Regions from separate parts of the Homo sapiens genome. Here regions 1 and 3 are each linked to region 2. Evidence: chromatin contacts called from ENCODE Hi-C or POLR2A ChIA-PET data. All regions are on one chromosome and are shown on one strand. Each heading gives the region's core, a stretch centred on a gene start or an enhancer-like site at or near the end of the contact. The rest is flanking DNA. Distances are from core to core; before and after follow the strand shown.

Region 1 (3,967 bases), core at 916-3,415, 8.3 Mb before region 2:
GAGTTCACACTTTATAGTTTTTCATTATACTATGTATCGATGTTTGTATGCTTAAATACTAAATGTATGGAAAAAGACACAAAATATTTAAAATTGTAGCTAAGGCACATTAACTGCCTTGCTGGTATTTTTTTTTTTCATTACAAAGTGGCAGACAATTGGTTACACTATAAAGACAGACAATTGGTTACACTACAAAGAAAATTTTAAAGCACAGGAGTCTAGTTTTGATTCCATCGGACATGATTACCGTACACAATACAGAAGATACTAAGGGCTAAGCAATGATGCATAAACGGGGTCCACTGCCCAAACTTACAGAAAGCAAAACGTGGAAAATTAGTAACTTTAACTGATAGTGTACACCTAAAGAACCTACACCGGCCGGGCGCGGTGGCTCACGCCTGTAATCCCAGCACTTTGGGAGGCCGAGGCGGGAGGATCATTTGAGGTCAAGAGATCGAGACCAGCCTGACCAACATGGTGAAACCCCGTCCCTACTGAAAACACAAAAAAATTAGCCAGGCGTGGTGGCACATGCCTGTAGTTTCAGCTACTCGGGAGGGTGAGGCAGGAGAACTGCTTGAACCCAGGAGACAGAGGTTGCAGTGAGCCGAGATCGCGCCACTGCACTCGTCTGGGAGACAGAGCGAGACTCCGTCTCAAAACAAAAAACAAACAAAAAGAACCCACCCAACAGAATTAAGTACCAACATAATAAATACGAAGAATTTTAGATTCTTGGTTTTTAAAAAACATACAAAGATGATATTCCTTCAAAATATCTTTACAAAACATATTGAGACTGTGATGCTTTATATTGATTGTATGAAAACAATGAAAAAGAACCAGCACTGTTTCACTATAAAAGCTTTACTAATGTAAATTTATAAATCCTTTCTTAAATATTTTGAGTTAATTCTAATTTTATGATAGAAATTCATTATTTTCAGCAAAAACAGCTGGCATTTGGGAAACCAAAGGCTCAAAAACTAAGAATAGTAACCAAAGAAACTTGACAAAACAGTCCTTTTAAAACTCTCATCTACACTATAAGGGGAAACTTTGATCACGTCCCTTCTCCTTCATCAATCGTAGAACTCAACATTAAGGACTACACAATCCCACATCCCTCTCCGAGAAAAAGCAAAGGCTTTGTGTTGTAGCAACAACGCAAGACATGGAGGGAAGCTCCACTCAAGACTTCCCTGCCTGCTCCTTCCCCAAAGCCACTCCAGAATACCAGGGAGGGTTGAGAGGTAAGGCATGAAGGGCGCAATATCCAATATGAGCAACGCGTGTGATGCATCTGGTCAAAATGCATACAGAGGACTTGTCTCTGTCCCTAGATAGAAGTCCTCCGTCCTGCAGTCATGAGGGTCAATTGCTGAGGCTTCACAGTTCCCTTCTCTCTTACACTCGGACCGTCACGCTCCTCACCTACTACCCCGATGCAGAGGTAGACTCAGGATCCCTGCACTTGTCAAGGATTCCTCGGCAAGCTCACGGGGCGGGAGTGGCCACAAGACGGAGCTCGCCTGGTCCTGGCCTTCCCGGCCTATACAAGCCTGCCCCCTTCCCAATTCCCAATCTCCACAGCCTTCCATCCTCCCACTTTCGATTCACCTTGCGCCACCGACGCCCCTGGCCTTCGTTTGCAGCAAGTTTACCCCCACCATTACCTCTCGCATAAAAGCCTGCATTTACCAGGTCAAAGAGGGGAACCAACGCCTGCAGGAATCGCTTCACCGAATCGCCTGGCCGCGTCCTCTGCTAGACTTCACCTGCCGCTGCGGACCGTACACAACCACTCCCGGCATGCCCCGCGCACGCACTACCTCTCCCACCCCGCCCCTCTCCCGCCCAAACACGTGACCTCCTTTCGTCTCCGTCCACGCCCACTTCCGTTCCTCCACTTTCCCTTAGGAAGGAGGAGGGAGCTGGGGGTGTTAAAAGCGTAGCGACTTCCTCCTCCTCCCCGCCCCCGCTCCTGTACCTCCCGCTACAATGTCTTCCGGGTCGCTAGCGCCTCGACGCCTTCTGGGAAAATAGCTCATTTCCTCCCCTCCCCCTCCTCCTGCCTTCAACCAACCAGCCACCCGTCAGAGAGGGACATGCGCAGTGAGTGCCTCCCGTCTCTTCTACCCGAACCCCCCCTCCCCCCCAAGCAGAGAGACCCCAGCAGCAGCAGCAGCTGATGATGAAGAGAGAGGCAGTGGCAGAGGGGGGGCACCTTTTATTTCTATTTTTAAAGGGACAGGACACTAATTCTACCCCACTTCAACCTTGAATTCAGGGGGGTGGGGGGAAGGCGGCTGAGTTCCTTCCCCCACCCTCCAGCCCTGAGCCCTGAGAGGGGGATTGAGCCTGAGAGAGGAGAAGGAGTTTCTTCTTCTTCGAAAACCCCCATCCACGACTCCTACCCCCTCACCCCTCCAACTCGCCTCCCTCCCTCCACCCTCCTCCTCTTTGGCCGTGAGAGGAGGAGAGAAAGAAACCAAAAGCCTCTTAGCAACACAGACCCTTTGCTGCTGCTGTTGCTGCTGCTGCTGCTGTTGCTGCTGCTGCTGCTACTGCTGCTGCTGCTACTGCTGCTGCTTGGCCCTGGCTGGAGACATCTCACTACACCCAGGAGCAGCCACTTCCCCAGCTCTCCTCCTCCTCCTTCGCCTCCTCCTCCTCCACTCCCCCCCTTTATTACCCTTTGTGTCATCCTCCACAGCTCCAGGGAAGGCACTCAAAAGTGGGGGGCAGGAAAGGTAAGTGTGTCTGTGGGGGCTTCATTGCCTTCCTCTGGCTCTGACTTTCACTCCGGGGCAACAGTAGCACCAAACCACATACGCAGTGGAGCTCCGGGGTGAGGAGGGGGTGGTGCTGGGGGGGGTGAAGGAGGGGTTGGAGTAGGGAGGGGTGTGTGAGGTGGGGTGCCCATCCTGTCAGGGGAGGAAGGGCACTTTTATTTTTATTTGCTGTTGTCAAAAGTGGTTTCTCTCCTCCATCTAACATCTGATTGTGTCTTGCTCCAGTGGGGGAGAATACAAAAACAACCCCCTCCTTCCTCCAATGAGGCGCCAGGGAAAGAGACAGAAAGAGGCACACTTTCTAGATGTCACTTAAAAAAAATTCATTGGAGAGCTCTTTTTCTCCAGGAAAAGCTCCACTGCATTTGTTTCTGAGTGGGAAAATGTCGGGATCTGGATTGTATTGGAACTGCTTATCCATTTGTAGACCTGAGTGTTTTCCCCTTTTTGGTCCTGTATGAGATTTGGATATTGACTTCAGTGTTGGAAGACTTGATTGGTTTTTGCTTTAAGGGTTTCATTTTCCATTTTTTCGTTTTGTCTGACTTCCATGGAAAATTTCAAATTTTTAGTTGGTAGAGGCCTTTGGTTAGGTTTTGACTTGCATTATTGCTTTTTTTTTGGTTAAATGTCTGTTTCATATATCAGTATATAAAGTCCAAAGCTCTAAAATGCTTAAAGTTTAAATGCCACTGCTATTGTCTGTTCCCACATACGTTCCTGATACTTATTTTCCATATGATGAGAATATTAGCTATTTTATAATTAATCTGGGTATATTTGTAATCTTTGTAACTTGTCTGAACAAGTAATCCCCATTGAAAACTTTATGTTGTTCTGGCTGCATGGAAGGCCAAACCTCTCCATCAATAGTTTGCTGGATTGGTACCACTTTCAGTTTTAGCTGAATTATTTATTTACTGTTGTAAATTGAGATGAGTTTTTCATCTCAATTTCTCTTGGGGTTCTGAACCAAATTGCCCACTGTATGTAAAAGTACACAAATTTCTAAAATATGTTTTCATGAGTCAAAGAAATCATGAACTTATAGTTAGTATATTAATTTCAGTTAGCTATAAATTGAAAGGTAAATCCAGATTTAAGTTTATGGAATAACAATATTGATAAAAATCACTTCATTTTTGTATAATGTGTTCTTAGTGCAT
Region 2 (4,313 bases), core at 1,039-3,538:
GATTTAAAAAACAGCCCCAGAAGACAAGATTGCCATAACTTATGTATATCTTAATGTGTTCTGTATAAGATTTTCTCCTATATACACACACAAAGGATCTTATTTGATAATAATTATCAAAATTATCGAACTAAAGCACTAGGTAACAAATCAGCCACTACAAAGGAAAAAAAAAAGGAGAAGCATCGTCTTATAATTTCACAATAATTATGAAAGGACATGATATATAGACAAACTTTCAAAATGTTAACACTTTCCGAAACTTGACATGACTGAAAGTAAATACTTTTTCAGACTGTTCATGTCTATCTTAGGCATTCTGCTAGTCATTAGTTTACATGAATTAATGTTTACATAGTGCCAGAAGCAAAAAGTTTTAAAAGTATGTCTCTACCTTTCAGATATCCCTTAGTAGGTAAAAGTAAACATAAAGTTTAGAAATTCTAGTAAGTTATTTTACTTTTTGCCCTTAAAGTATTGTCTTCCCGTGTGATCTATCTGTATTAGTGAATAGAAAATAAAGGATACAGTAAGACAACCACGTTTATAATCTGAAATTAAAGGCAATCAATTAAAACATTTTATTAGTCACCAGGATATTTAAAAATGAGACCTGTGAAATATTGCAGAATCACTCCACTAGGAGAGAAGCAGCAACTTAAGTATGCTGTCACTGACATGTTGGGAGGAAAAAGCAAACTACCAGTACCACCATGTACATGATTCAAATTAAGCTACATAAATAGTGAGTGCATGGGGTTGTGGGTACAGAAACTGGTTCGCTGAGGAGGTGCTACTTACATTTCCTGTATTTCATATTTCTGAGAACTGTCTTCTGTAATTTCCAAAGTGTAGGAATGGTTGAAGTTTGAAAATAAATGGAGAATTTCAAATAGTTAATGAATAGATTTAGGAGCTATACTGAAACAACTAGCAGAAAATACATTTTCTGGAGTTCTTTAATTTTGTACGCTTAAAAGTATGGTGTTCCTAAAGATGGCTAATTCTTGTTGAAGTAAGTAGCTCTGGAAGTCATATTTTCCATTTCTCCATACTTCATCTATTAATCAGTTGACTGGCAATTTCCGACACCAGTTTTGCTAAACTTTATAAATTTTGCTTCCTCCAGAGGTAGGAGGGGGAAGGAGATGGGCAATACAGAAACAGATTTTACAGCCAGAATATGACAGGGCCCCTTAAACTACAAATAGATGTAGAATTTTAAATGTAGCTCTGTAGTTCAATTTATACCACAGAAATTGCGAGATGCTATCTTCCTGTTGTTATAACGTATCAGGTCAAGGGATATAAATTGTACCAGGTAATTCATTTTGCTGTTCAGAGAGTCATTAAGTTCCTCCCAGAATATATGTGATTGATATCCCTGGAGGTGAAAGGCTAAAGGAACCATATGGCAACATGTTGCATTCCGTATGCTATCTGCCCATCCGTGCTTAAGCTGTCATTAGCAACATCTGTACCTTACGGAAATCCAGCTGCGCCGACGACGGCTGACGGAATTGTACTTGGGGGGAAAATCTAGCTTAGCGCCATTAACTTGAGACTTAGAGTCTATCTACCAGGACGGATGGAAGCTTTCACAATTAGACGAGACGACACGAATGCTTTATTAAAGTTTAATTTTGAACTCCCAATTAGCGAAAGTGCATTACAAATCGATTGCAATTTCCTAGAAGGTGCAGCAAGTTCTCTGCCTGCCTGCCACGTGCGAGACGCTCCACAGCGAGCTTCCCCAGCTCCGGGCAGCAGAAAGGGGATGGTTCAGAGCCGATCTCCGCATCCCAGGAAGTCCCTAAAATCCGCGCCAGCCCCTCCTCCCGCAGGGCGGGGGCGTCCACGGCGCGAACCCGCCAGAGGTGTAGGGGGAAGTGTGGGGGGCTGGTCCGCAGCCTTCGAGGGGTGGGGCGACAGGAGCGAGCGGCCGGGGGAGGAGAAAAAGGCGGGCGGCGGGAGAGGGGGCCTCTATTATCTCGGCTTCTCGGGAGGAGCCTCATCTAGTCAGTCACGCAGAAGTTTCTCTTTCGCTCTTCGCGCTACACACCCAGATTGGCTTCCAGCGCGCAGGCGAGTGGGGCGAAGGAGGGGGGACAGGAGTCCCGGAAGGGCCGTCCGGCGTTCACACCCACCCCTGTTCCGCTCCTCCCGCCCCAAACAAAGTCCCCCGACTCTAGGTCCAGGATACGTTACCTGCCCGGCGCTCCCGGCCCCTCGGTCACCGCATCCCCCGCTGGGCGCGCCTGGTACGGGTCCCGCTCCCCGGGGCTCACAAAGTGGTCGCCCCTGGCTGGGCGGCTGGGTAGATGCCCCTCTCTGGACATGTTGGGGCGGTTTTTGGGGTGGAGGGAACGCGGGAAGTGAAAGCGGAGGCTGGGACAAGGGGAACTTACTGATAAAATGGAAAAAAAAAAAGCCCACAGGGCCCAGGTCCTGGCCGGGGGCGAAAGAGGCCTGTTACCTTTCGGGGGGTCGCGGCCGACCAAGAAGGGAGCCGGGGAGTCGCCCGCCCCCCTCCCCCGGCCCCCGGCCCCCGGCCCCCGGCGGCTGCGGCAGCTGCACACAGAAGCCCATTGTCGCCGGCGTCCGGCGCGCAGCCCCGCGGACTCGGCCCCGCGGCCAAGCGCGTCAGCGGCCCCGTCAGCCGGGCCGGGCTCCGTGACGCGCGCGCAGCCCGCGCTATAAATAACCTGCCGCCGGGCGGCTCGGGCGGCTTTCCAGTGACGCTGGGGCGGAGGCGCGGTAGGAGGAGGGCGAAAGGAAACAATAAAACCGCCCGGCAGCCTCCCAAGTCTCCCTCCTCCCTTCCCAGGCCGCCCGCGGCCCTTCGCGTCGAGCTCCTTTTTCCCCGCCCCGGCCCGCCCTGCGGGGAGCGCGGTTCGCGGGTGGGAAGGAGCCCGGCGTGCTGGCGTCCCCGAGTGCTGCCGGGGCCCCGGGGCGGGAGGGGGTTTTTCCCGCACCCTGGGATGGCGAGGAGGGAACTTGGCGACAAGTTTAGTGAGGGGATCGCTGTGTTCCTTTCTAGTCCAGTTAAAATGACCCGAGCTTTTCCCGCTCCCTCACACACCTATTCTAGTACAGGTCGGATGTGTTTTTGGGGTAGTAAGTCCTCAACCGAAAACAAAAGCGAAAAACCTGTCGTCTTCAACGTAAGCATTATCTAGGTTTTTGTGGGGCCAGGCTTGCATTAGTGTTTTCATTCGGGGGGTTGTATTATAGAAAGGGTGCCCCGTAGTAGCAGCGTGAGGAAGGGTTCCAGGACCCAGGCTGTCAGCTCCGGTGCATTTACAGGTCTTTTTGCCGTAGAATTTAGCATAGGCCTGAAACATGGCATAAATGAACTTTCTAAAAGTCTATAATCTCAACGTTAAAGAGCTTACTTTTTAACTCTGGACTTTAATAAAGGCTCCCACTTTAAAAGGGGCTTTCTCTATAGGAAAGTATTAATATTTTTGTGGAGACTCTCACTGCTACCTTCCATACTCAGGCAATTCTGTCACACACCCTGACACTTGTCCTACTCATTAAGGTACCCACATACAACTGGAGGTAATCTGTTTTCTTGGACCAACAATTAATAGACTATAAAACTGTATTTCGTCTTGAGCAAAATGTCTCAGCTATGAACATGTTTTCTGAGGTTCTGATATAGACATAGATAAAAATTTGCAGATGCAAGCAAGGTGTTGCAGTGACTTGGCATGGTTAGAGTGAGTTACTAGTGTTGGGGGAAATGGTTCTTAGTTCACTAGTGAGGCAAAGTGGTATAGTAGAAGGTTCTCTGAGCTGGGGTTTAGAAGATAAAGAAATTTGAGTTTTAATTATGTCTTCACTGTACTTTTCTGTGCCACCTTGCAGAAACCACGGCCTTTCTCTGCCGCACTTTCTTCATTAACATTAAGGACTGATAGTTCCTTTTCTACCCTTACATTCTAGGATGTTAAAGGATATTGTGTCCAGGGATAAAGTTTTATCAAATAAACATAAGCACCCAGTGTCTCATGGGAGACAGGTAACAAATGTAGATTAATTTGGTGTTCTGACATTTTAAAATTTTGTACATCTTAAAATATATTAGGGCCACTTCAGGAAAATAATGAATTAAAATATACCATTAAAACTATTTTAAGAGGAAAAACTAGTCACAGTCTGCCTCATTTACAGGACAGCAGACATATTTACAGTCTAATGATGTCACAGGCCCTTTCCAACACCACGTTTTCTCATGTGAGCAAATGGATTATGGGTAGCAAAATGCAATGAGATCACTTTCTCCAATTTTGCTCCCATTTCTGGTT
Region 3 (3,953 bases), core at 630-3,129, 5.1 Mb before region 2:
GCCTCCTGAGTAGCTGGGACTACAGGCATCAGCCACCATGCCCGACTAATTTTTGTATTTTTAGTAGAGATGGGGTTTCACCATGTTGACCAGGCTGGTCTCAAACTCCTGACCTCGTGATCCGCTCCCCCCTCGGCCTCTCGAAGTCTTTTTTTTTTTTTAGACAGCGCCTCGCTCTGTTGCCCAGGCTGGAGAACAATGGCGTGATCTTGGCTCCCTGCAACCTCCGCCTCCTGGGCTCAAGTGATCCTCCCACCTCAGCCTCCCCAGTAGCTGAGACTACAGGTGGATGCCATCACGCCCAGCTAATTTTTGTATTTTTAGTAGAGACTCCTGACCTCAAGTGATCCGCCCTCCTTCGCCTCCCAAAGTGCTGGGATTACAGGCGTGAGCCACCGTGCCGGGCAGGGAGATCATTTTCTGCACCCCAACAATATCAAAGAAAAACATGCAATCAATTTAAACTCAGGAAATCTTACTTCAGCTCTATGCCCTCATTAGTACTAATACCATATTTCTTTATTCGAATGTCTACTGGTAATTTATCTTTAAAATCAAAGAAACTTCTCCCTGAACCAGTATTTTTAGAAGAAAAAAACATAAAGATGTAAATTTTGTTTGGTAAGAACTAGTTTCTATGAATCATCTAATGAATTAGTACTTCAATGACTTGCCAATATTTGTCCTTAACTCCCTTTCATAGGTTGGAGAAAGTATGGCTAACATAGATAATTTTACTGAGGTCAATTATGAATAATGAGGGTTGTTCATCTCTTCTACCCACGATTAAGATAAAGAAATGCCTAGAGAAAGACAGTCCTTTCAAGGACTTTGAAACGAGCAGCTTTTAGCCAAGACATACTAACGTGATGGCGCATTTCCTTGCATCAGTATTGTGTTATAACAGACTTGGCCATCTTATCAGAAAGCAAAAAGTATATAGCAAAACTTTACTTTTGTAAGTAAGGCATTGGGAAGAAACAGAAGATTCATTGACTGCATTTGTTTATATTGATTTTCTCAAAATCAGTTGTTTATTTTCAATGACGACGCCTCTACCGCCACCAGGTCAACAAAAACGTACTTGCTTTTGCATTTCCGGGACTCTAGCATTTCAGAGCAGGAATTAAAGGCCTTGCCAAGGCTTTTAAGCGATTGATGGAAACAAAACAAAACACAGAAGGATAAATTTTGAATTTGCTAAGACAAGAATTCGCACCAAGGCAGACATAAGACATGAGGATGTCTTCCTGACTTGCGTCCTTGGCTCGAATCGTTCTTATTAGCCCTTTTCAAAAGGCAGCTGTGACCTCCATTTCTGGCTAATCAGGCCACTTTTGTTCCCCCCGAGGCGTGGGAGGACAACAGTTAAGCCCTAACAGCCTGCGAAGCAGCTCCTCGACGAACGGCGGCGTCCCCGTCGCCTGGGCAGTGGGTGTGGGAGGTGACAGCCTAGTCCTGAGCCTCTGGAGCGGGCCTATACTGCACCGCCGTACGTGAATTTCAGGAGCGCGCAATGCCGCCACCTGGGAAGGGTGCAGCGAGGCTGACCTGAGTTTGCCCGCCGGGGTGGACGGCTCTCCGGGGCCCCCGGGGTCCCTGGGGCCCCTCCGTGCGCCGCCCCCTCCCGCGCAGCCCTGCACCCTGGCCCGTCGCGCCCGGTTCCGCGCCCTTCTAGGGGACCATGGCGACGGTACAGGCACGGACCTGCACCGCAAAACCCAAAGCAAAAGCAACTTGCCATGGCGGAGGGGAGACGCGCCCTCAGCGGCCGCAGAAAGCCCACAACCAGCGGAACGCAGGCGATGGGGAGAGGAGCGAGCAGGCAGGTTTTGGTTTCGTTTTTTGTTCCAGCTCCCTTGGAGGCTACGAAGAAAAGGGCGGTCCTTCCACCCGATCCGGCTGTTCTGCGACCTCGTGGCCTCTGAGTGGGAGCTCGGACTCAGGAGTGCTGTTGCCAGCGCCTGCCCAGACGCCCTCCGTAGTTTTGCAACTTGTGGAAGCACTCTGGAGAGAGGCCGAGAGGATTCCTCGACAGGAAATTTGGGAATTCTCTGGGTGATGCATCAGTGATTGCAATTTTGTTTTTACCCGTTTTGCTAAGCAGCAGCAACAACGGCAGAGTTGATTTAAAAAAAGAAAAAACGCAAAAAGGGAAAACACATAGTAGGTGGTGGCCGCTTCCTGTGTTGATACTGGGGGGCTACGCTTTTCCTAACATCAATCATCTCGTAGTTGCAGAGAGCCCTAGATGTCATGATAGTTTTGAATCGCATGCATTATCATGTAAGGGAGTTAAATATCTTGCATGCATGCTCTCTTCTGTGTTTATATATTCGATGCCATGAAATTGAAGGGCATGTGGCTAAAACCTTTTTACTACATGAAACTTTACAACACTTTTGAAAACATTTCAATTTGGTTGATGCGCACTGTAATATTTCTCCAGATAACTGTCCAAAATTTTCCATGGAGAAGGCTTTTATCCTCATTAGTTGCTGGCCTCAAACTAACCATCTAGGATATTAAACTTCTGCCAGAATTTTACATCCAGCTACCTTTACTTTTTAGAACGTATTCTCTATCATGTTATTGATATCAATTTCTACTTCACACAGATGGTTTTTTACAACAGCAAATCAAGTTTTTCTAACATCAGTTTTAAAAAGCCCTGCACTCAGTGAAATCTGGATGTCTTTCCTACGCCCTTATTATCTGTCCAGACTTCTTCCCCTTCCCCCACCGCTCACCTGGGCCTTTTCCTCTGCACAACCTACCCCAGTTCCCCAACCCCCACCTCAACCCCCAACGCCGTGTTGGTCACCTTCCCAGCCCAGACCAGGAGCCCTCTTGGACCTCTGCCGGGTGCTAAGGACACAGGATGAGAGCGCCAGGTCCCTGCCAGCAGAGAGCTCACCACCTTGTCCATGCCTTAGCACAGGAACCCCGAATGGCGCCTGTGGGGACACAGGGAATCTCTGGACAAACTTCAAAATCAAATCAATGAATGCATGAAGAACAAAGGTAGATGGCTAGCAGATATGAAGAAACCCAATCCCACTCCTAAGAAATGTAAATTGAAATAATAAGATACCATTTTTCACAACTAGATCTGCAAAACCAGAAAGTGTTAGCCTGAATGTAAGCATCAGAGTTGCTGCAAGCATAGATGGATGCAAATACTTCTAAAGATTTTTATCAAAATGTAAAGTGCAAAAAAATGTAAAATGCACATATTCTTAGTCTCAGCAATTCTACTTTTAGAACTGAACTTGAAGTTATAGTGCGCAAATGGCACTAAGATATTGTATAGAAATTTTAGTTGTACATTGCTTGAAATACAGGTAGTAATAATTTTTTTATAAACTGGGATCCACCTAGTTTATCATTGGATGGAGCTATTTGTTATACGGCTGATGATATATCAGTAAGGCACAAGGCTATGAAGATTTTAAAACAGAATGAGGTAGGGGGAAGTGGCTCCCGCCTGTATTCCCAGAACTTTGGGAGGCCAAGGTGGGCGGATCATTTTGAGCTCAGGAATTCAAGACCAGCTTGAGCAACATGGTGAAACCCGTCTGTACTAAAAATACAAAAATTAGCCGGGCGTGGTGGCACACACCTGTAATCTCAGCTACTCGGGAGGCTGAGGCTAGAGAATCGCTTGAACCCGGGAGGCAGAGTGAGCCAAGATCACACCACTGCACTCCAGCCTGGGCGAGAGAACAAGACTCTATCTCAAGAAGGAAAAAAAAAAAAAACAGCATGAGGTAGATCTGTATGTAATTCCCCAATTTATATTTTATCTCCAGATTTATATATCTAAGTGCCCACTTGAATGTCAAACAAGCATCTGAAATTTAACAAGTAGAACTCCAGAGCAAGACTCTGTCTCAAGAAAAAAAAAAAAAAACAGAATGAGGTACATCTGTATGTAATTCCCCAATTTATAT

What was found. Hi-C counts contacts between places; a loop is a spot of excess contacts on that map. ChIA-PET counts read pairs that join two places held with the same protein, here RNA polymerase II (POLR2A). Pooled maps may share reads with other maps.
Region 1: a pooled map shows a loop between it and region 2 (10-fold over the local background). The contact joins the promoter of MBD5 here to the promoter of FLJ46875 in region 2. A Hi-C loop is called at or near these places in 1 of 37 single-sample maps with no recorded cell type and 6 of 50 pooled maps. POLR2A ChIA-PET finds 5 or more read pairs at or near these places in 1 of 52 experiments (activated B cell).
Region 3: a map of CD8-positive, alpha-beta T cell shows a loop between it and region 2 (15-fold over the local background). The contact joins the promoter of RBM43 here to the promoter of FLJ46875 in region 2. A Hi-C loop is called at or near these places in 2 of 168 maps with a recorded cell type or tissue (B cell and CD8-positive, alpha-beta T cell) and 8 of 50 pooled maps. POLR2A ChIA-PET finds 5 or more read pairs at or near these places in 1 of 52 experiments (CD8-positive, alpha-beta memory T cell).

Annotation. Positions count from the first base shown.
Region 1 is chr2:148,018,926-148,022,892 of GRCh38, forward strand. MBD5 (methyl-CpG binding domain protein 5) reads left to right here and starts at 2,166. Exons shown (of 14, transcript NM_001378120.1): 1 at 2,166-2,759. ORC4 (origin recognition complex subunit 4) reads right to left here and starts at 1,812. Exons shown (of 14, transcript NM_181741.4): 1 at 1,708-1,812. RefSeq lists enhancers at 1,457-2,054, 2,234-2,333 and a silencer at 1,724-1,883.
Region 2 is chr2:156,339,832-156,344,144 of GRCh38, forward strand. It overlaps FLJ46875 (a long non-coding RNA gene), which reads right to left and starts at 2,289. Exons shown (of 1, transcript NR_147695.1): 1 at 1-2,289. RefSeq lists enhancers at 1,194-1,749, 1,750-2,303, 3,511-3,570 and silencers at 1,851-1,950, 2,491-3,100.
Region 3 is chr2:151,259,984-151,263,936 of GRCh38, forward strand. It overlaps RBM43 (RNA binding motif protein 43), which reads right to left and starts at 1,880. Exons shown (of 4, transcript NM_198557.3): 1 at 1,742-1,880. The coding sequence starts at 1,744. RefSeq lists a silencer at 1,424-1,693 and an enhancer at 1,734-1,963.